Regions from separate parts of the Homo sapiens genome. Here all the other regions are linked to region 1. Evidence: chromatin loops called from intact Hi-C (ENCODE). Cell type or tissue: dorsolateral prefrontal cortex. All regions are shown on one strand. Links, peaks and the distances in the headings refer to the core of each region. The heading gives the core; the rest is flanking DNA.

Region 1 (7,418 bases), core at 918-5,917:
AGGCCATGTTTTTTGCCACTGCACTAAACTTTATTTCAGGGAGAACAACTCTTTGGAACAGAATCCCATAGTAGAGAGATCTTTGGTGGGGGAAGTCTTTTTTTGGGATAGATAGCTAATATCGCTTACAGTCCTTATGAGAGAGAAAAGAGGTGGTCACTCTATAAATACTTGGTTTTCCATGTGTCCTATGTTTGTTCCAAAATGACATTTTAATAATTGAACAAGTTTAATAGTTGACCAGATTGAAAATTTGCAGAATGTTCTATTGTTTCAGTAGTTTTACTACAAAAAATACAATATATGTTGTTTTTTGTTTTTTAATTTTTTTTTTTGAGACAGGGTCTAACTCCGTCACCCAGGCTGGAGTACAGTAGCACAATCATGGCTCACTGCAGCCTTGACCTCCTGGGCTCAAGGGATCCTCTCACCTCAGACTCCTGAGTAGCTGGGACCACACAGGTGCATACCACCATGCCTGGCTAATTTTTTTATTTTTTGTGGAGATGGGGTCACACTGTGTTGCCCAGGCTGGTCTCAAACTCGTAGGCTCATACAGTCCTCTCACCTTGGTCTTCCGAAGTGCTGAGATTACAGGCATGAGCCACCATGCCTGGGGCATTTTTTTTTTTTTTTCCTTAACAGTCTCACTCTGTCACCCAGGCTGGAGTGCAGTGGCGCCATCTTGGCTCACTGCAACCTCTGCCTTTGCCTCCTGGCTTCAAGCGATTCTCCTGCCTCAGCCTCCCGAGTAGCTGGGGTTACAGGCATGCACCTCCACGCCTGGCTAATTTTTGTATTTTTAGTAGAGATGGGGTTTCACTATGTTGGCCAGGCTGGTCTTGAACGCCTGACCTCAGGTGATCCACCTGCCTCGGCCTCCCAAAGTGCTAGGATTACAGGTGTGAGCCACTGCACCCAGCCCCATTTTTTTTTTTTTAATGGGACTTTCACTCTGATGAAAGCAACTCATACATCTCACTGGCTTTTTTCTGCCTTGGTAACACTATTATAATTTCCATTTTAAAGCAATATTCCATTTTTTAAGTTAAAACTTTTTTAACCTTTTTTAAAAACTATTTTTACATTTCCTCCCCTCCCCAATGTAGTGTTTGGTACATACCAAATATTTACATTATACAGACAAAAAAATTTAGTGCCAAAATCTCAATTCATGATACAGGTATATTATTTCATTTGAACAAAAGTATTATTTTATGTATTTGTGGTAGTGAACATATAAACATTTGGGCACTAAAAATTAATTTGTTATGCCAATTATGTGGAATTAGGGGCCCTGAAATACATCTGAACCTCTGTTCCGAATGCATTTAAATCTTATATATCTGGAATATTACATTTAGTCTTAACTCAATGGAAGGCATGTGTGTTTTTAACCAAGGAGAGAGGAAGAACACTTCTTTCTAGGAGGAAGATTGGGAGAGAATGAGGTTTTGTAATGACCCAGAGAAATTCTGAGTTGAAGAAGAGGAGAGGAAACACCTACAGTAGGTGAAGAGGGGTTGGAATCTGGAAATTAGATGCTGGAATTTGTGAAGTTATTGTGGCTGTATCCATTTCCTCTTCTGGTGATGGAAGGAGACCTCACCCAGCTAGGTGAATTTAGTGGACACATGCATGCCTTGGAAAAGGAAAAGGAAATGGTTCAGGTTTCTAGAGCTCAACACAAGGCTTAGATGCAGAAAATGTACAGGTAGAGAGCTCATCTAAGGGAACTGTGGCAGTAGATAATGAGGTCCTAGCCATAGGGGATACTCTAAAGCTGGGGGTTCCAGGAATATCTTGACCCTCCTGGAATTCCACAAGTGTGATTTGCTCCTCTAGTGCAATGTTCCTTTTTCCTTTTGCTGCTCCTATTTTGGTGAAGAAGCAGTCAAACTAAGGATTTATCTGTAAATTAAGAAGAGCCAAAGATTTTTAAAATTTTTTCATATATTAATATGAAAGTTAAGGAACTTTAAATCTGGACCTTCAAAAATGGAGGTTTGCTGTTGATAAGGGTTTGGTAGAATGCCTAGAGGGGTGGAGAAGGGACAGAGTGAGGAGGATGGTCTAGGGGTAGTGGCTTATATTGTAGTTTTTGAAAAGGGTTTTTAAGTGGTGGGCTGTCATTACCATTTTCAGTAGACTTTTGAATTTTAAATATAGTATAGGACTTTTAATGTTCCACTAGACTTCTTAATGTAGATTTTTTTGTCTCTTAAGGTGGATTAGCAGTAGTTTTATAGAAAACTTGAAATCTCAGAGGCTTTCTTTTCCTTTTCTCCATTTCTTACTGAATAAACTAGTTCTTGATTCATATGGTAAAAATGATATTATTCGGTGAAACTTTAACTTTCAAATTAATTTAGAGGAGCTATACATTTGGATAAATCTGTATTTTGGTGAAAGCCCTTTTAAAAAATAACTTTCATTTTAGGTCTACTCAAAGGATTGTTGTTGTTTCCTCTACAACTGTCAATATTGTTGCAAAACCAGATTAGTAATCATGCACTGGCACCTGCAATAACACACAAATTACATAAAATTTCCATTGTTGACTTGCTTCACCAATTTATTATCCTAAAGTTGAATAATGTTTATTTCTGTATAATTTTATATATGAATATGTGGAGTGATAGAGCACTGAGTACTTGTATTTGTTAATTTCTAAAATTGCTCTTACTTTGTAACAACAGTTGAAAATATTTCTAATCTCAACTTAAGGATAGTTATAACTATAGTATTTCTTCTGGAAATGCAAGGCCAAAGGGCCTGCATTCTAATTTTGTTCATTGCCATTTTGTGTCTACGTGATGTAGACTTACTAGAGATGATTTAGTTACCCCTACGCTACCCTAATGGGTTTTCACTGGTTGTTAAGAAATGCTCCTTGAAGAATTTAACTAAATTTTCCAAATAAACTGGTTGATTTATATTTATTGAGAGGGGAGTTCTAGTGTACCCACTCACATCATCAATTACAGTCTCTCATAAAGTGCAGTTTTCCCAGTCTTGATTAAAAGGCCTGCAATTCTGTTTTCTGCTGCTGAATACATCCTCTGCTGCCCTCTAATGGCAGCTCATTGATGGCACCCACTGATGTCCATCTTAACCACCAAGAACTTGCTGTTCTTGGCATCCAGCAACTTATGTAGCTGCGGGATCTTGGGTGGCTCTCCCAGTAGATAGACAGCTGGAAGGAAAAGCATGCACATGTGAATCCTGTGATTTCCCGTCAAGGTGTTGGCATTCAGGTAGTTGTGACAATGTTAGGATTCTTAGAGTAAGTGTTTTGCTTTACCATTTGTTCATTTTATTGTTCATTTATCCATTAATTCATCAGATGTTTGGGAATGCCAGAAATGTCCACTGCCTGGACTTCTGTCAATCTGTTAGGTTCTAAGTATAGATTTGTTGAGTGAGCAAATAAATACAAAAATAAATGACGTGGTCTCTGCCCTTGGGGAGACAAAATACAAACTTAAATACACCTTGGTTGCCTTTATTTTCCTCTTTAAATCTCCACAATACTGGGAAAGATAGTTAAACTAGGAAATGGATACAAATATCCATGGAAACCTAGTCTCCCTGTATTTCTAGTTCTCAGAATTCATTGTCCCTAACTGTAGAAGGGCTTTGTTCTAAGAAGTACTTATTTTGCACCTAGAAATGATATTAGTTTTTTTTGGTGCTTCTTGCTTTTGGTTGAAGGTAACACAAAATCATGGTTGCATTTTCCTTTATATTTACCAGTCTCTAAGGCATTTAATTTGTCATGAAGTGTGGCTTTCCGCCTCTTTTCTATTTAATGAACTATGACTTAAAATAGGTGCTGCTTTAAATGACCATATAAATAGGATAAGTGAAGTGCTGTGTATTTTTTTTGTTACGAATGTTGTGAATTCCTTAATTCTTTCATTTCTTAGCCTGCTTTACAAGACAAGTTTTTTTTTTAAGGTATTTTTCTTTCTACTCTTTATTATTTCATATTAGGTGAATGTCTGTTATTGGCTTCATTCCTTGTTTGAGAGTATAATCCACTCAGATGTATTTAGGTCAGATATCCCATTGTAGAAGAATGTGGACTAGTATGTTTATGTTATTTTTTAAATTTATTTTTAAATTATACTTTAAGTTCTAGGGTACATGTGCACAACGTGCAGGTTTGTTACATAGGTATACATGTGCCATATTGGTTTGCTGCACCCATCAACTCGTCATTTACATTAGGTATTTCTCCTAATGCCATCCCTCCCCCAGCCCCGCAACCCCCAACAGGCCCCAGTGTGTGACGTTCCCCGCCCTGTGTCCAAGTGTTCTCGTTGTTCAGTTTCCACCTATGAGTGAGAACATGTGGTGTTTGGTTTTCTGTCCTTGTGGTAGTTTGCTGAGAATGATGGTTTCCAGCTTCATCCATGTTTCTGCAAAGGACATGAACTCATCCTTTTTTATGGCTGCATAGTATTCCATGGTGTATATGTGCCACATTTTCTTAATCCAGTCTATCATTGATGGACATTTGGGTTGGTTCCAAGTCTTTGCTATTGTGAATAGTGCCGCAGTAAACATACGTGTGCATGTGTCTTTATAGTACCATGATTTATAATCCTTTGGGTATATAACCAGGATATAATAGGATCACGGGTCAGATGGTATTTCTAGTTCTAGATCCTTGAGGAATCACCACACTGTCTTCCACAATAGTTAAACTAATTTACACTCCCACCAACAGTGTAAAACAGTTTTTATTTCTCCACATCCTCTCCAGCATGTTTTTTCCTGATTTTTAATAATCGCCATTCTAACTGGCGTGAGATGGTATCTCACTGTGGTTTTGATTTGCATTTCTCTGATGGCCAGTGATGATGAGCATATTTTCAGGTGTCTGTTGGCTGCATAAATGTCTTCTTTTGAGAAGTGTCTATTTATATCCTTTGCCCACTTTTTGATGGGGTTGTTTTTTTCTTGTAAATTTGTTTAAGTTCTTTGTAGATTCTGGATATTAGCCCTTTGTCAGATGGGTAGATTGCAGAAATTTTCTCCCATTCTGTAGTTTGCCTGTTCACTCTGATGGTAGTTTCTTTTGCCATGCAGAAGCTCTTTAGTTTAATTAGATCCCATTTGTCAATTTTGGCTTTTGTTGCCATTGCTTTTGGTGTTTTAGTCATGAAGTCCTTGCCCATGCCTATGTCCTGAATGGTATTGCCTAGGTTTTCTTCTAGGGTTTTTATGGTTTTAGATCTAACATTTAAGTCTTTAATCCATCTTGAATTAATTTTTATATAAGGTTTAAGGAAGGGATCCAGTTTCAGCTTTCAACATATGGCTAGTCAGTTTTCCCAGCACCATTTATTAAATAGGGAATCCTTTCCCCATTTCTTGTTTTTGTCAGGTTTGTCAAAGATCAGATGGTTGTAGATGTGTGGTGTTATTTCTGAGGCCTCTGTTCTGTTCCACTGGTCTGTATGTCTGTTTTGGTACCAGTACCATGCTGTTTTGGTTACTGTAGACTTGTAGTATAGTTTGAAGTCTGGTAACATGATGCCTACAGCCTTGTTCTTTTTGCGTAGGATTGTCTTGGCAATGTGGACTCCTTTTTTGGTTGCATATGAACTTTAAAGTAGTTTTTTCCAATTCTGTGAAGAAAGTCATTGGTAGCTTGATGGGGATGGCATTGAATCTATAAATTAACCTTGGGCAGTATGGCCATTTTCACAATATTGATTCTTCCTATCCATGAGCATGGAATATTCTTCCATTTGTTTGTGTCCTCTTTTATTTCATTGAGCAGTGGTTGGTAGTTCTCCTTGAAGAGGTCCTTCACATCCGTTGTAAGTTGGATTCCTAGGTATTTTATTCTCTGAAGCAATTGTGAATGGGAGTTCACTCACGATTTGGCTCTGTGTCTGTTATTGGTGTATAGAAGGGCTTGTGGTTTTGCACATTGATTTTGTATCCTGAGACTTTGCTGAAGTTGCTTATCAGCTTAAGGAGATTTTGGGCTGAGACAGTGGGGTTTTCTAAATACACAATCATGTCATCTGCAGACAGGGGCAATTTGACTTCCTCTTTTCCTAGTTGAATACCCTTTATTTCTTTCTCCTGCCTAATTGCCCTGGCCAGAACTTCCAACGCTGTGTTGAATAGGAGTGGTGAGAGAGGGCATCCTTGTCTTGTGCAGGTTTTCAAAGGGGATGCTTCCAGTTTTTGCCCATTCACTATGATATTGGCTGTGCATTTGTCATATAGTTCTTACTATTTTGAGTTATGTTTCATCAATACCTAGTATTGAGAGTTTTTAGCATAAAGGGCTACTGAATTTTATTGAAGGCCTTTTCTGCATCTGTTGATATAATCATGTGGTTTTTGTTGTTGGTACTGTTTATGTGATGGATTACGTTTATTGATTTGCATATGATGAACCAGACTTGCATCTCAGGGATGAAGCCAACTTGATAGTGGTGGATTAGCTATTGATGTGCTGCTGGATTTGGTTTGCCAGTATTTTATTGAGGATTTTCGCATCAGTGTTCATCGGGGATATTGGTCTAAAATTCTCTTTTTTTTATTGTGTCTCTGCCAGGCTTTGGAATCAGGATGATGCTGGCCTCATAAAATGAGTTAGGGAGGATTCCCTGTTTTTCTATTGATTGGACTGGTTTGAGAAGGAATGGTACCAGCTCCTCTTTGTACCCCTGTTAGAATTCGGCTGTGAATCGTCTGGTCCTGGACTTTTTTTTGGTTGGTAGGGTATTAATTATTGCCTCAATTTCAGAGCCTGTTATTGGTCTATTCAGAGATTCAACTTCTCCCTGGTTTAATCTTGGGAGGGTGTATGTGTCCCGGAATTTATTCATTTCTTCTAGATTTTCTAGTTTATTTGCATAGAGGTGTTTATAGTATTCTCTGATGGTGGTTTGTTTTTCTGTTAGATTAGTGGTGATATCCCGTTTATCATTTTTTATTGCATCTGTTTGATTCTTCTCTCTTTTCTTATTTATTAATCTTGCTAGTGGTCTATCAATTTTGTTGATCTTTTCAAAAAACCAGCTCCTGCATTCATTGATTTTTTTGAAGGTTTTTTTGTGTCTCTATCTCCTTCAGTTCTGCTCTGATCTTACTTATTTCTTGCCTTCTGCTAGCTTTTGAATGTGTTTGCTCTTGCATCTCTAGTTCTTTTAATTGTGATGTTAGGGTGTCGATTTTGGATCTTTCCTGCTTTCTCTTGTGGGCATTTAGTGCTATAAATTTCCATCTACATGCTGCTTTAAATGTGTCTCGGAGATTCTGGTACATTGTGTCTTTGTTCTCATTGGTTTCAAAGAACATCTTTATTTCTGCCTTCATTTCCTTATTTACCCAGTAGTCATTCAGGAGCAGGATGTTCAGTTTCCATGTAGTTGAGTGGTTTTGAG
Region 2 (7,418 bases), core at 916-5,915, 120 kb before region 1:
TCAGCCTTGGGCTGGGACTGCAGAGAGTTCTGTTTGTTCTCATCCTTTCCTACTGGTCTCCACCTTTGAGTTTTTCACCAGTTAAATGGGAAGATGACCTTTGCTCCTCCTGTAATAGAAGGGTACTGAAAGGATGAATGTGTGAAGTTCTGAGCCTCTGAATGCCTTGATTTAGCTCTTGATCTTCAAACAGCTATTGCTTCAAAACCAAAGTCTGGGATTCAAACTTTCCATTTTAAATTTCCCAAAGGTCAATGAATTAAAAGTAAACTTTTTAAGTAAAAGAATGAAGCAGGCTGGACACAGGTGTTCATGCCTGTAATCCCAGAACTTTGGGAGGCCAAGGCAGGAGAATCACCTGCCAGGAGTTCAAGACCAGCCTGGGCAACATAGTGATGAGGCAAGAAAATGGGGTCTGGAGGCAGGGAACAGAAGGCCAATTCACACTTGAGCTATAACAGGAAATATCCTCTCCACAGGGCATACGCCATAAATGACTTTGTAACTTTACTTCATCCTTTTCATTTACATAGGGCGTACCCCAAGTAGAGGGTATTTAAACTCACAAAAACTCTGTAACAGGGCCTTTGAGCCCCTATTCTCAGGCCTACTCCCACACTATGGAGTGTACTTTCATTTTCGATAAATCCCTTCATTCCTTCCTTGCTTTGTGCGTTTTGTCCAATTCTTTGCTCAAGACGCCAAGAACCTGGACACCCTCCACTGTTAACAGTGAGACTTTATCTCTACAAAAAAAGTTTAAAATTAGCCAGGCATGGTAGCACATGCCTATCTATAGTCCTAGCTATTTGGGAGGATAAGGTGGGAGGATCACTTGAGCCCAGGCGGTAGAGGCTATGTGAGGTCAAGGTATTGAGCTATGATCACACCACTGCACTCCAGCCTGGGCAACAGAGCAAGACTCTGTCTCTTGAAAAAAAAAAAGAAGAAGTATGGCAGGATATACAGTAAAAGTTTGATACTATAAGCCTTTAAAAACGGGTATTGGTGAAAACTTCTTGTGAATAAACAATATTTCAAAATAAAAAAGGTTTAAAAATGAGTATTCGTCCTACTAAAACACAGGGAGCCTTCCCATAAAATAATGTGTGACTGTGATACATGACAAGACCCTCCTCAAATCCTTGTATTGCAATAATCACACCATCTATCATTCCAATAATATGGTCTCATTATAAATATATAATCTTACCCATCCTGGCAAGAACCATGTGAAGTAAGTATAATTGTCTCTCTCTTTTTTTTTTTTTTTTTTTTTTGAGACGGAGTCTCGCTCTGTCGCCCAGGCTGAAGTGCAGTGGCACAATCTCGGCTCACTGCAAATTCCACCTCCCAGGTTCAAAGGATTGTCCTGCCTCAGCCTCTCAAGTAGCTAAGATTATAGGCACCCACCACCACACCCAGCTAATTTTTGTATTTTTAGTAGAGACGGGGTTTCACCATGTTGGCCAGCCTGGTCTCAAACTCCTAACCTCAAGTGATCTGCCCACCTCGGCCTCCCAAAGTGTTGGAATTACAGGCATGAGCCACCACACCTGGCCTCATATTTTAAATAAGAAATTATTTAAAATTATCTCATATTTTAAATAAGAAAACTGAGGTTCAGAGAAATTAGGTAATTTGTCTTATATTATAGTAAGAAGCAAATACTTGGTCTATCTGAACACAAAGCCACTCTACTCATACTTTTCAGCTGATCACTCTGCTACACTGACTTCTATTGAGCTTCATGCTCCCAGCAACTCTATGGAAAAAGCATAAAATTTAGAATCACACTTCTGCTCACTCACCATGAAACTAGACAGGTACACAGCTGTCTGAACCTTAATTTCCTCAGCTCTAAAATTGGGATAACAATGTCCACCAACTGTGTTGGAACATACATGAGATAATGCAGGTAAAACATGGGGTACAGTGCCTGGCTCACATTAGGTGCTTAATAAGTATCAGAACAAAACCATACCATTCTTAACTTACACTGAAATGCACTGATATTTCACTTTTTTAAAGTGTGTTATGGTTCCCCCAACTAGATTAAAAATCTTTTATATCCTCCTTGTATCTGTTAGAATGCTATTGATTACAAGTTCTGGAAACCAGACTTATGCTGGATTAAACAGAATTAAATCAATCACCTCACATAGGAGGATGACTAGAGCAGGCTTGAGAAGTGGTCGATTCAGCAATCAGCAATGCCATTAAGGACCTAGATTCTTTCTGTCTGATCCACCAACTACAGGCTCTGCTTCACCCTAAGGCTTGTTACCCTCCAAGGTAAAGGAGGGCTATGGTGGCCTACAGTAACTATTAGCCATCACACTTCCTTCATGTCTGAGAGGAGAGGAAGGCTACCTCCCTCTGGTTCTAAGGATAAGAAAGCTTATTTCCCACACAGCTATTCAGTCTCCCCTTGCATCTCATTGGCCTGCACTAACTTTAGCTTGGGCATCCTGAACCACTCACTGGTAAAGGGAGATGGATTTTCAGGATTAATTTGATTAATCATCTGAAGAGAAGCAGAATTTGTCCACTACCCTGCTCAAAGCTTTATATATTAGGGTCCAATTCCTACTCCATGAATGGCTGAATGGATTAGAACAAGCTTATTTAAGAATACAAATGGAAACTCTTGCAACACCCAGAAAGTTGACAGTAAATTGGCATAGAAATAAACCCAGTTTGTCCAGTTTCCAAGTGCGCAATGCCTCATGTCCAGTGTTTATGCAGAAAGGGGTGGTAAGGGAACCCATGCTTACACACACTTTCACCTTAGACCAATCCTGTTGTGACACTAATTAACTTACATCTATAAATACAATTCTCAAGTACAGATGACATGAATGTGCAGAAGGAAAACAAGACTCTTAACACATTATCTACAGCAGGTTCCTCAAGAGATAATTTAGAGGGTGCATATTCACTGCCTTAAATGACATTAAATTATGTAAGAGTTAATCTCTATTCAGCCCCTTTTCAGTCCTCACGATACTATGAAAATGAAAGCCAGTTCACTGCTGAGTGTTTACTACCCTCTCACACTTGTTAATCTCCCTTTGGAGCTTTGAAGAGCATATATCTGGACTTTCAAACATTGTTTTGCTTGCCTTCAATTATTTTTACACTTATCTTGTATTTGTGATAAGCAGTATTGGTCTTTCCATTTGAAATATTAATATGAAGTTTCATTTGAAAATATATCGATTTAAGAAAAAGAAAGCCAATTAAAATAATTAATTTAGAGAAGAGATTGTACAGAGATATGTTAAAAATTATGATGGTAATATGTACTGATACGTGAATATGGCAAAAATATGAAAGAATGTATTATGAGAAGACTACAGTCTGAAAGGCATTTAACTCGGATAATTAGAGAATGCTTTCTGATATTTAAGGATAAAGAAATGCTAACGCATAGGGCAATTATTTCAGGAACCACATGAGGGCAGCGAATCAGTAACTGTAAAGACAATTTGGGCAGCACCAGGTCTTCTTACTTAATACCATTGTTGCTCAAAATGTGTTCCACAGACCAGCAGCATAAGTATCATTCCAGCAAGATTTCCTAAGCAATTCTCATGCACATTAAAGTTTGAAAAGCTAAAGTTAGTGCCTCAGCCTGCTGAGTAGCTGGGACTAAAGGGCATGCACCACCACACCTGGCTTCATTCAACAAATATTTTTGAGCACCGTCTAAATGCTAGGGATATAGAAGGAACAAGACAAACAAGGTCTCTGCTCTGGGGGAAGTGACTTCTAGAATGTGAGAGAAGACATATACAAACAAACAACAACAACAAAAAGACAAAACAGAATAATATGATTGTGAGTGTGGAAAGTGAACAACCTTAGAGCAAGTCATCAGGCAAAGGCTCTCTGAGAATGAGACATTTGCTCCAAGACCTGAGAATGTGACATTTGCTCAGGGCCTTGCAGGAAGAAACTTCCAATTAGAGGACAGCTAGCAAAAAGACCCCAAAACAAGATCAAGTTTGGCATGCTTGAGGAACAAAAAGAATCAGTGCACCTATATCAGACTAATCAAGGTAGTGATTACTATGTATAAAACTATGTTGGCAAAGATTCGGTGAATGAATGTGTTTCTGTGTGGTGCAGGTCAAGGTGATGTGAGAGCACAATGTGATGAGCCCAGAGGCTCCAAGCTCTGCTGTGATATTTGTACATATTTGTACTGCCTGGAGTTAATTAATGGTTGTAGGGGAAGAGAAATGCTTTGCATATTGGGGCTGGGTTGACTTGAGATTCCTGCTGATGCTCAGAAATGGACCTATTTGAATGATTTTTGTCATGGACAGAAATGTATCTGATCCCATCACTTTATGTTGTATATTGCACATTGAGTTATTTTGGAGTGCTTTATCACGGTGGCTCTGGAAGAGAGGCAGAAATCGAACCCACTCATGAAAAAGTCCTGGATATTAAAAAATTTAGACCTATCAGTAACTTTTATAAGAACCTTCTGTTGAGAATCTATTTTTTCCAAAGCATCATCACTCTTCATAATTAGTTCTATAATTTCCCATAGAATATGATCCATTTCATTTGAAGTGCTAAAACCAAGCACTAGTAGTTGATCACTGTCTGTCTATAATTTGCATTGTTCTTTATCCAGGAAAATATTAGTTCTTATTAGCCAGATAGAGATCTATTATGAATGTCAATGTAACTTAATTAAAGCATAATATTAATCATAATACTATCTTCCGACTCAAATACTTCCCCAATGATGTTTACTTATGTAGACCTTTGCTGAGGAAATACAAAAATAAATCAGATGAAAGCATTTTTGATGAATAGAGAGATTTAACCAAAGCCTTTCTTAATGAAAAAATAATGTACTAGAAAGTATAGAAAGAATTGTATCTGCTAAGTCATATTCAAAAGAGGATCCCAATAAAATAAGAAATGTATTTTACCAACTTTATATCTAAACATTAAGTAATATTTTTTTAAACTTCTGAGTGTTTCGTGCACTGTGTGTTATAAATATTAGCCAAAAAATCAAGCGCATAACCTCTACTAGTTTTCCCAAATTTTATTTATTACTATTTAAAATGCACAATAAAATCTTAGGCCTTAGAAAAAGTTTAGCCACAATCACAGTTTTCTTGTTTAGTATCTACATATATAATAACATTGAAAACCAAAGTGTCCTCTTCGTTATTGAGGATGACTGTAATTTATTTGGGGAAAGTTGCTCATTATTTTGGGAAAATATTCTAATAAATTTTTGGTTAGGCAAGATAAGGCCCAAAACTTGGCACTGGAACAGTGTTTGGGGATGGTGGAGTGGTGGGCAGTGAATACTGAGTCAAAAAGGTGGCAATGGAGGAAAAAGAGGTTCTCAAAGTCCAGCCAAAAAATCATGGATTTTTGGAGAGTGGTTTAACTCTCCAAAGTTAAGCGACTCTCCATAAAAGGCTGTCTTCCTCAGTGTAGAGAATGTTGCAATAACTTGTTTAGAACTTTCTGGTTGGGGTTGTAGTTGCCCCAGAAACAGCTGAGTTGTCATACAGGAATTAAAGAGGAAAAGAGAATGAGGACTTAGATCTGTACAAGAGTGACCCTAGCCACAAGAGAAAAGGTGAAAAGAGAAAATAAAAAATCCCTCCTTAGCGATCCTCGGAGGACTTGGAACAAGCACCACAGTACTTCCAGCAGTCTCCTGGGATAAGGGCCTTGAATTACAGTACTAAAAGAAAGAGTCATCCCAGGAGGCTGGGGAAATTTATGGATATTCAGTTTGCACCTTAATTTATTCTGTTGAAATTCTTTTGGATGCAAGTAGCAAAAAAGTATCCTGATTAGATTAAACAATAAATGGGAATTTTTAGTTCAATAGATTAAAAAGTCCAAACATTTTATGGGAGTTAAGGTGAGATTTGGTCAGGTACAGCTTCTTTGAGACATGGGTCTTTGAATCTTCTTCCTGGCGTACATCAGCTTTGCCCTCAGGCTGTCTTCGTAAGGTGACTGCAGCATCAACTGAGACCACCTGCACCTCAGTCACATCCAAAAGAAGAGGCTGGATTCCTCCAACCAATGAACAAGGGAAATGTCATGTGTCGATTACTAGGCCTACATTACCTGAGCTAATAAAGATGTCGAGGGGACTGGGCTACCCGGGTTGGTTTTGATATGTCAGGGCTAAGGACTGCCATGGAAATGGAGTCAAGCATTATGAGGGAAGAAGGGAGAATGCTTGGAAGATAACTTTGATGTCCTTTATGAAAATCTTACTATCGTCTGGGCACGGTGGCTCAGGCCTGTAATTCCAGCACTTTGGGAGCCTGAGGCGGGCAGATTGCCTGAGCTCAGGAGTTCGAGACCAGCCTGGGCAACATGGCGAAACCCCCTCTTTACTAAACATACAAAAAATTAGCCAGGTGCAGTGGTGGGCGCCTGTAATCCCAGCTACTCAGGAGGGTGAGGCAGGAGAATCAACTGAACCCGGGAGGCGTAGGTTGCAGTGAGCCGAGATCGTGCTACTGCACTCCAGCCTGGGCGACAGAGTGAGACTCTTGCTGAACTTTTACATTGGGAAGAGTCTTAGGAAGAAGTTTACGGTCCACTAAAATTTCAGTTAACTGCTCAAGAAACTCCAAATTTAGTTTTCTTTCCATAGCTGCTACATAATAAAATTATCTTAAATTTAGCAATGCTATTTTTTCAGAGTTAGCCAAAACCCATTTAATCTATAGTATTTTTAGTGAAACTTACCGTACTGAGAACTGAATATTTTAATAAACTGATAGCAATTTGAAAACTTTTAAGACTCAAGCAACTCAAGACTTCTCATGAAGGCAGAAGCTGGATACTGGAGGAACTTGCAGTTCTTGAGACCGCAGAGGGGGATTGGCCTCTGCAACCCCACAGTCAGAAGCCAAGGCATGCTGCCCAAATATAATGCCAGCTGTGCAGCCTGAAAAAGGAGCCCAGCTGTGAGACTCAAAAGGATTTTTAGGACTCCCTCTGGGCATCCTTGCACCAGCATACGGGGGCTCTCCCAATAAATACCAAAAGTCTGAGTAGCAGGAATTCCTGCCAGCAGCCACACAGTTGGAGTGATCCTTTAAGCAGCAAACAATATTTTCCAGATGTACAGACTCAGTGTGCTGGGAGATCGGCTTGGGGTAAACAGGCTAGATGTTTATGCCTGCTGACTGAAGAGGGTGTGTGGCTGGTGCCCTTCTAGACATGAATTAAAAAATTCAGTTGTATCTGTTTTACCACAGTGAAGAAAGAACTAAAGAATAATGAAGGTGATGGTTCTAGGAATCAGGAGACCCTGGGGCTCAGCTGCAGGCTAAAGTTTAGAGTACCTCCCTCACTTCCTGAAGGATTTGTCCATTGCTTATTTCTACTTTGCCAGTATGCAA
Region 3 (7,418 bases), core at 1,324-6,323, 220 kb before region 1:
CTCACATTTCAGTCCAGCTAATGCATCAAACTTTTTCAGCACATTTCTAGCCGAAGGCATAAAGATCGAGTTGCAGGGAAACCACTGAAGCCAAAATACAGCCCTTACAACAAACTCCAGCGGAGCCCGAGTATTCTAGCAGTAAGTTTACCTCACCTGCTCACCTGTTTTGTGGGGCAGCCTTGCTGGGTTGGGCAGCCATTGTGGGCAAGGAGGGCATAGAGTCTAATGTCATGAAAGGTTTCAAATTTAAATAGCCCTCATAGACAGAAGTTTTAGAATGAACTGCTTAGTTCCTGCTATAGGGCAACTTACTTAGAAAACAGAAACTGAACCTCTTTAAGAGCTAATATTTTACTCTTTACCAAGTTGTTTTCAAAAGACTATCCTCTTTAGCATATAAAGTAAAGGCTCAAGAACAAGGACAAGTGATGCCTAAGGAATCCTGGAATGCTGAACCTGGAAAGAGGGATTTCTTTCATAAAACAAAAATCCATCCATTTAATTTAATATCCTCATGCTTTCTGTTTTTTATTATTATTATTATTTGGCATGAGAAGGTAAAGCGGTGTCTGTATCGTGTGCTCTCTCCATTCTAGCAGGCATGTTGGTAATTAGCCTGTTTTATCTGCTCTCAATATGTGCTATTTTCAGTGTCTTTGCAAAAACACCTAGGGACTCCAGCAATAAGTGTCATATAAATACCAAGATGGATAGATTTCACAATCTCCCTGGGACTGGGCCCAGTGCAGTGTTCAGTCTGAGGATGAAGCTGAGCTTGTCCAGCTGGAGGCAATTCTGAGATTACCTTCCAGCTTCTCCAAAGCCTCTGTCTGATGCTGCAAGCAGGTGTTACCTGCATTAAGCAAATCCAGCTTGCAATGCTCCTCCTGATTGCAAGAGAGAGAAATTAAGGATTGATTTCTTCACAGGAGGATTCCATCCTGGCATTCCGTTAAATAGAGAGTTTCTACCCACTTACAATCATTCTCAACAACAGAAATTTGATTTAGCTGTGATTTTTCAAGGACTACTCATTAAGTAGCCAGTGAGAGAGGTGTGAACTGACTGTTTTCTTGACTCTTCAGGGTCCCTAAAGTCCTGAACTCATTACCTAACCTCAATGCAGCTTATCTAAGAGAAGGGAAGGATCACACTTATTCTCAAAAAACAAAACAAAAGTCTCTAGGTCTCGTCATGGTTTAAGACAAGCCTGAATTTTGCATTGAACTTCATCATCTAAGCAGGAAACTTCTGGGCATGTTTTTTTTCCTGGTGAGCAGCAGCATAAAATAGCTTTAGAATTTATTCAGAGGCCTTTCCCTGTGCCCTAGCACACAGGAGCAAAGACCACCAAATAAAAGAAAGCTATGCCATGAGCCACTGAAACCAGCATTGTGAAAATAATGATTTCTTGACTTCTGAGAGTGAAGATTTTCAAAATTTAAGACTTCTTAATGTTGGTGTTTTACTTATGAAAAGATGCCTGTGGTGCTGTTATTCAAAAACAGGATCTCCACCCCATTCCTGGTTTTCTCCCTCCCTTAGGCAAAACTTGCATTCCAGAAAGATATGATGAAGCCTTTGGCCCCAGCCTTCCTGTCCTCACCTCTCGCAGCGGCGGCAGCCGTGTCCTCAGCGCTGTCACTCCCACCCCGGCCCTCTGCCTCGCTCTTCCAGGCTCCAGCCATTCCTCCAGCTCTTCTGAGGCCTGGGCATGGGCCCATCCGCGCCACTCCTGCCTCCATCCTCTTTGCTCCGTACTAACGTCTGCAAACCCCAAGACGTTTGAGGCCAGTAGGAAGTTGAGAAAGAAAGCCACAAGGATTCAGCAATTTAAGCAGTTTGTGTTGCAGTACCCCCCATTCACCCACAAAATGCAGCCCACCACCCAGTCCCCCAATTCCAGAGAGAAACACATCACTAGATTGACGAGGGCTTTTAGAGACTGCTCCTATAATTGAGGAATCAGCAGCATAGGCTTTATCTCCCTACTTCCTCCCCCACCCTACCGCGTTCAATTTGTGTATCTCAGATATTTGATTTCTTGAGCATGTATTGGTCAGAAAGAAAAAGAAAGAAAACCATTCTCTATTTTTCCATGGGTATGATCTGGCTTAAAACAATATGGAATATTTTCCTGACAGACTTGAAAACTAGGATCTTCCTCAGATGTCTGTAAATAACTCTGGTATCCAACTGGGTGTATTCTAGTGTGGAACAAAAAACAGTGAACACAAGTGCTTACTTGTGGATACTATCTTACCAACGGATCACAAAGTTCTCTTTTTGGTGTACTGTTGTTGACAGGGATTGTGTACTGTTTCGACCCAAGTACTGCTGTATCCTGTGTAGTACTAGATCTGTATCTCTTGTCTGAATTAAACATTTTTAGTTGCTGTGTAAATGTTAGGAAGCAAAGTAGCTTTGAATTTTCTCTGTAAGAGAATAAAAGATAAAATAATGTATTTTCTTTATTTCACATTTTATTTGGAGATATTTAAATGAAATAGAAAGCCATATAACATAGCTATAATTACTACCTGTTTGCTATTTTTGTTTAACTTATTTTGTAGCTTCCTCACTGGTTTGTGTTGCTAAGCAAACGTATACAAACAGAAAAAGAGCTTCCTAAATTGCACATTTTTGCACCTCTTGTGCATTCTGCAAGAAGACAATGAATCCATGTATTTCTATATAAGTATCTTCTTCATTTTTAACCTGTTTTCATTTGTAATGATGCTACATAATTTTGTGGCTCCCTAATGCAATAATGTACAGAAGATAAAAAAATTTATAATTGAACAATTTGTCTTTCTGTTCGCTGAATATATTGCAGGTCATGCTCCCATGCCCCCCTTTCTAAGCCGATATCAACAAGACTGGAATGTTTGTGATATCAGGGGCAAGAGTTATCATAGAACAACAAAATAGAGTGGACTCTTTTAGAGCATCTATATCTGCAACCTGTAAATGGTAAAATGTCTGTGTATTTTTTTAAATGTACCTTTTCAATAAAAGTACAAAAAATAAAATCTGTTTGTATTTTCAGTGTTTTTTTTCTCCTGAGACACCTCCAATTTGAAATCATCTGATGAAAGATTTTTAGTAGGTGCAAAGATTGCTTCTTACATAGCATTTTTAGCTCTTGTTTGCAGCATATTTATTTGTCATGTTTATTCATTACTGTTCACAGCATCTGCATGAGGTGAAATTTTACTGCCATTTTCTCTCTGAATCTCTAAGAAGTTGGGCCAAAGTTGTTGAGTCACCCAAAATCACAGTAGCAGCCTGCAAAAAACTTTGGACTCGGATTTTTTTTAACTTACTGTGGGTCCTCTAAATCTCTAGTTCATCTTTTATTGGTGTCCGTGGCATTTATGATCTCTTTTCAGAGAATTTTTTCCACTTCTCCTCCTTTGCCTTCTCCAATCAGCACATCCTCCTTTTCTTCCACCTCATTCTGTTGCTTTTAAGTACAAAGATCAATATATCACTGTGTGTTCTGGTAAATTATTGCTGCTTACAAGACTGCTCTAAAACTTAGTAGCTTAAAATAATAGCCATTTGATAACTAGTTATATCAGAATTTCATGGGTCAAGAATTCCAGCAGGGTTTGGCCGGGCTGTTCTTCTCTTCCCGGTGGCATCAATAGAGTACCTTTGTTAGTATTCGGCTCTCAGGCGGGCTGGGCTGGAGGGCCCAGGATGACTTCACTCATATGTCTGCCCAGTCAAAAATGACTGCAAGGTTGAGCCTTACTGGAACCATCTACCAAAGGACTTCCATGTGGCCTCCGCAGCATCCTCCTTGTTGTAGCAGCTAGTTACATAGTAGCAGAGAGAACATTTTAAGAGTCCTGGGTAAAAATCAAGAAGTAGTGTTGAAACTCCCAGCACGTCTTCTGCTGCATTCCATTGATCATGCAAGTCACTAAGACCAATTCAGATTCAAGGGGAAGAAAATTAGACGTCGTTTCCCAATGTGAAGAAGAAAAAGAGTTTGCCACCATCTTTAATCGACCACACTGTTATAGAATTTGGAGGGGAGTGGCTACAAAACCATTACAGATCCTGTTTCTCCCTACCCTGCATGCAAACCCTGTCAGTTTTTAAAAATGAGAATTAGTGGGACTTAGATTCTCATTTCTAAAAATTTAAGGCCAGTAGGTGGCAGTGTAGCTGTGATGCATGGCAATAGACTTCCTCTTTGAGTTTATCCAACTGAAAATTGTTGACCTTAATATTTTAGTCTTATAATCAGGTTTCTTTCAGACTCTAGTAAGATTTCAGTTTGATATTCAGAATTTGGTGTTTTTTAAAAATATGACTCATTTGAAGTCTAACAATACTAGTTACACTTAACCTTGGTTGGACCTTCAGTTGTGATTTATAGACAGCATGCCCTGAAGGAATTGTGTTTCCATTTAACACTTTGGAGTACTTTTTATTTTTATTTTTAGGGACTTCAGTGGCCATGATATTTTGTTTACCTTTCATTATCCTACATTTCATTAAAGCTTACTGCAATCCTCAAAAATTTGTAAATGGCAGTATTTAAATAGACTCAGGAAATTACTGATTAGATCTATAGAGTCAAGATTTGTTAAAATTACCTCAGGGAAGAAGTACAAAAGAATGCCAGTTAATTAAAATGAATGCTTTCAAAAGAAGCCGTGAGTAGCTTCAAGCAATTATTTATAAAACACTATTAAACACATATATCTCATCGTCCACCCTGATTCTGAAGTGCTAGTGTGGGTCAACCCTGGAAAGGATATACGTATTTGAACTAACACCTCTTCCTATGCTATTTCTAATGAGAAAAGAGTGCCACTCTACTTCACTTATTGTGAAAGTTAAAAAACATACTGCTTCCTCTGACACAGTCTAGTTCTGGTCTCTGTAGAATCGGAAAACCGGTCTCAGGTAGGGTTGCCAGATAAAACATAAACTACCCAGTTAAATTTGAATTTCAAATAAACAATGAATAATTGTTTGGTGTAATATTTTAAATAATGTTTAGTACAATATTGCACATTGCAGAAGTATGTTTCATAAATACACATGCAATATTTGGGACCTACTTATACTAGAAGATTATTTATTGTTTATCTAAAAGTCAAATTTAAGTGGGCATCCTATATTTTTATTTGCTAAATGTGGCAACCTTTTTCTCAGGAGGATTTCTCCTCATCTCAAGAACCATGATGCTTTAGGAGAGAAACAACCTCTTGAGTATTAAAAAGAAAATAATGAGTTTTTTAAAGGCACATTGTAATATATACTCACAAATAGGCAGAGGAAGGAACCTGCGTGAAGTAAAAGTCAATGATATATTGACTTTGCATAGGACCAGCAAGGGGGAAAATGTAACTGCAGATGCCTCTTACTTAAAGCTACAGTGATAGCTGTCTATCAAAATTAAACTATTGTAAAAGGAAAAAACAATTTTAATTTGTCTTATTCACCATCCACAGCACCGTTGATTTTCTTTTCTACCCTAAATGAATTCTGGCTTTTCAGAGCAGAAATAGATACGGTTATGTCGAATTTTTCTCTCAGATAGTGTTTAAAACAAAACGCAAAAAAACTATACTGCATTCAATGTCACTGGGAAAGAGAACCAAGAAAATTCCCACTGGAAAAACGAACAAACGAAGGAGAAAGACCTGGCAGAGCATCAGATGGAAATCCTGTTGTGCAGACTCCCAAAGGGAGCCTAAAGAGACTGACCAAGGAGATTGAATTTGGGGATCTTTTGGAAAATGGGCACCCACTGCCTGGGGTGCCATCAGGGAGAAGAAACATGCGGGGAGGAAAGAAGTGTCCAGGAGCTGTTTGACGGATAAAGATTAAGTTAGCCTCAAGGAATATACACCGTAGATAAGCACAGGCATCTTCAGGTGACAGGGTGAAGGATTTCACTCCATCTCTGCAGGTCTGTGTGGATTCTGGCTTTTCTTAACAGTGTTTCTTCCATCTGATCCTTGTTTTGTTAATATGATGTCCCTCGATGTCAGAGGTGTCATGTCTCTTTGGGAAAATATTAGTTTCTAGTACCGTGGTGGGTTGAGGAGAAGCTGTGCAGTGCAAGAGCAAATTCCACAGGGGATGCTACGTTTGCCTCCTTCCCTCCTCCATGTAATTAGCTCCATAGGGGAATTCATCAAGGACATGTCATTGCAGGTTCTCAGCAGCTATGGAGTGTGACTTGGTAATTGCCTTTATGTCTTTGGCTAACATTTCTACAGCCAGAATGACTGATGTATTCTTCTATTCCTAGCTAAGTGCTCAAAATGCATAAAACCTCTAGTCGTCAGAATTCCTTCTGTAGGTGCAATGAAAATATCTTCATGTCATATTTTTCATTTTAAGAAGTCACTTAACAGATAATTCGACAAGCTTGACATTAAGCATCTGCTGTTTATTTTTATTATAGTGAAAAAGTAAAATTAGGATATAGCAGAAGTAAATAAGAAAAATACATAATTTGCAAAGACCTGAATTCAAATCCTGATCATGTCATACGCACATTAGTTCAGTGATCTTATGTCAGAAAAATATTGTATGTTGTTTCCCCAAAGCCTCAGTTTTTCACATATATAAAATAGATATAATAGTATTCAACTCACAGGGTGATTCTAAGAAGCACATATAACTAAACATGTGAGAATGTTTTTTGTACATTATTACATGCTATATAAATTTGCATAGTAAATGGATAAGTCAAATAATTTTTTTCATTTTAAATTTGTAAATTATAAGATTCTCTCAAATTAGCCAACTTTTTGCTACCTTGCATTTATTTATTTTATTATAGGTTCAGTGGATACATGTGTAGGTTTGTTATATATATATAAAACATTTTATATATATAACATTATATATATTTTATATATATAACGTTATATATATTTTATATATATAACAAATATATATATTTGTTATATATATATAATAAATATATATTATATTTATTATATATATATAACAAATATAATATATATTATATATATATAACAAATATAATATATATTTATATATTATATATATAATATTTTATATATATATGGCATGATGCTGGGGTTTGGGCTTCTAATGAACAAATATATATATAAAATATATATTTATATATTATATATAATAATTTTATATATATATGTATGGCATGATGCTGGGGGTTTGGGCTTCTAATGAACATAGGACCCAATAGGCAGTTTTTCAACTTGCCCCCCCTCCCTTCTTCCCCACTTATGGAGTCCCCAGTGCCTGGTGTTTCCATCTTTATGTCCATGTGTACTCATCGTTTAGCTCCCAAGTGAAAATATGCAGAATCTGATTTTCTGTTTCTGCGTTATTTCACTTAGGATAATGCCCTCCAGCTGCACCGAGGTTGCTGCAAGGAACATGATTTC

The links. Peaks named below come from ENCODE experiments on the same cell type or tissue, not always from the same donor. Only the 100,000 strongest peaks of a DNase experiment are listed, where the experiment ranks them.
Region 2: a loop joins it to region 1, with 2.5 times the contacts of the local background. A loop is called at or near these places in 63 of 110 quality-filtered maps.
Region 3: it touches region 1 in a loop (2.3-fold over the local background); 51 of 110 quality-filtered maps call a loop at or near these places.

What each region holds. Positions count from the first base shown.
Region 1 is chr2:179,214,837-179,222,254 of GRCh38, reverse strand. All of the region lies in intron 1 of SESTD1 (SEC14 and spectrin domain containing 1), which reads left to right. Among named protein-coding and RNA genes, the nearest start is that of SESTD1, 46 kb to the left of the region's middle. In dorsolateral prefrontal cortex, for the core only: CTCF peaks have their summits at 2,878 and 3,077 (motif pointing left); a DNase peak (open chromatin) is centred at 3,094; H3K27ac peaks cover 1,490 bases.
Region 2 is chr2:179,336,965-179,344,382 of GRCh38, reverse strand. No RefSeq gene overlaps it. Among named protein-coding and RNA genes, the nearest start is that of SESTD1, 76 kb to the right of the region's middle. RefSeq lists an enhancer at 1-432. In dorsolateral prefrontal cortex, for the core only: a CTCF peak has its summit at 3,458 (motif pointing right); no DNase peak of the experiment used is centred there.
Region 3 is chr2:179,437,599-179,445,016 of GRCh38, reverse strand. ZNF385B (zinc finger protein 385B) reads left to right here. Exons shown (of 10, transcript NM_152520.6): 9 at 40-141; 10 at 1,549-3,035. The coding sequence ends at 1,767. Among named protein-coding and RNA genes, the nearest start is that of SESTD1, 180 kb to the right of the region's middle. RefSeq lists a silencer at 1,481-1,775. In dorsolateral prefrontal cortex, for the core only: a CTCF peak has its summit at 4,173 (motif pointing right); no DNase peak of the experiment used is centred there; H3K27ac peaks cover 403 bases.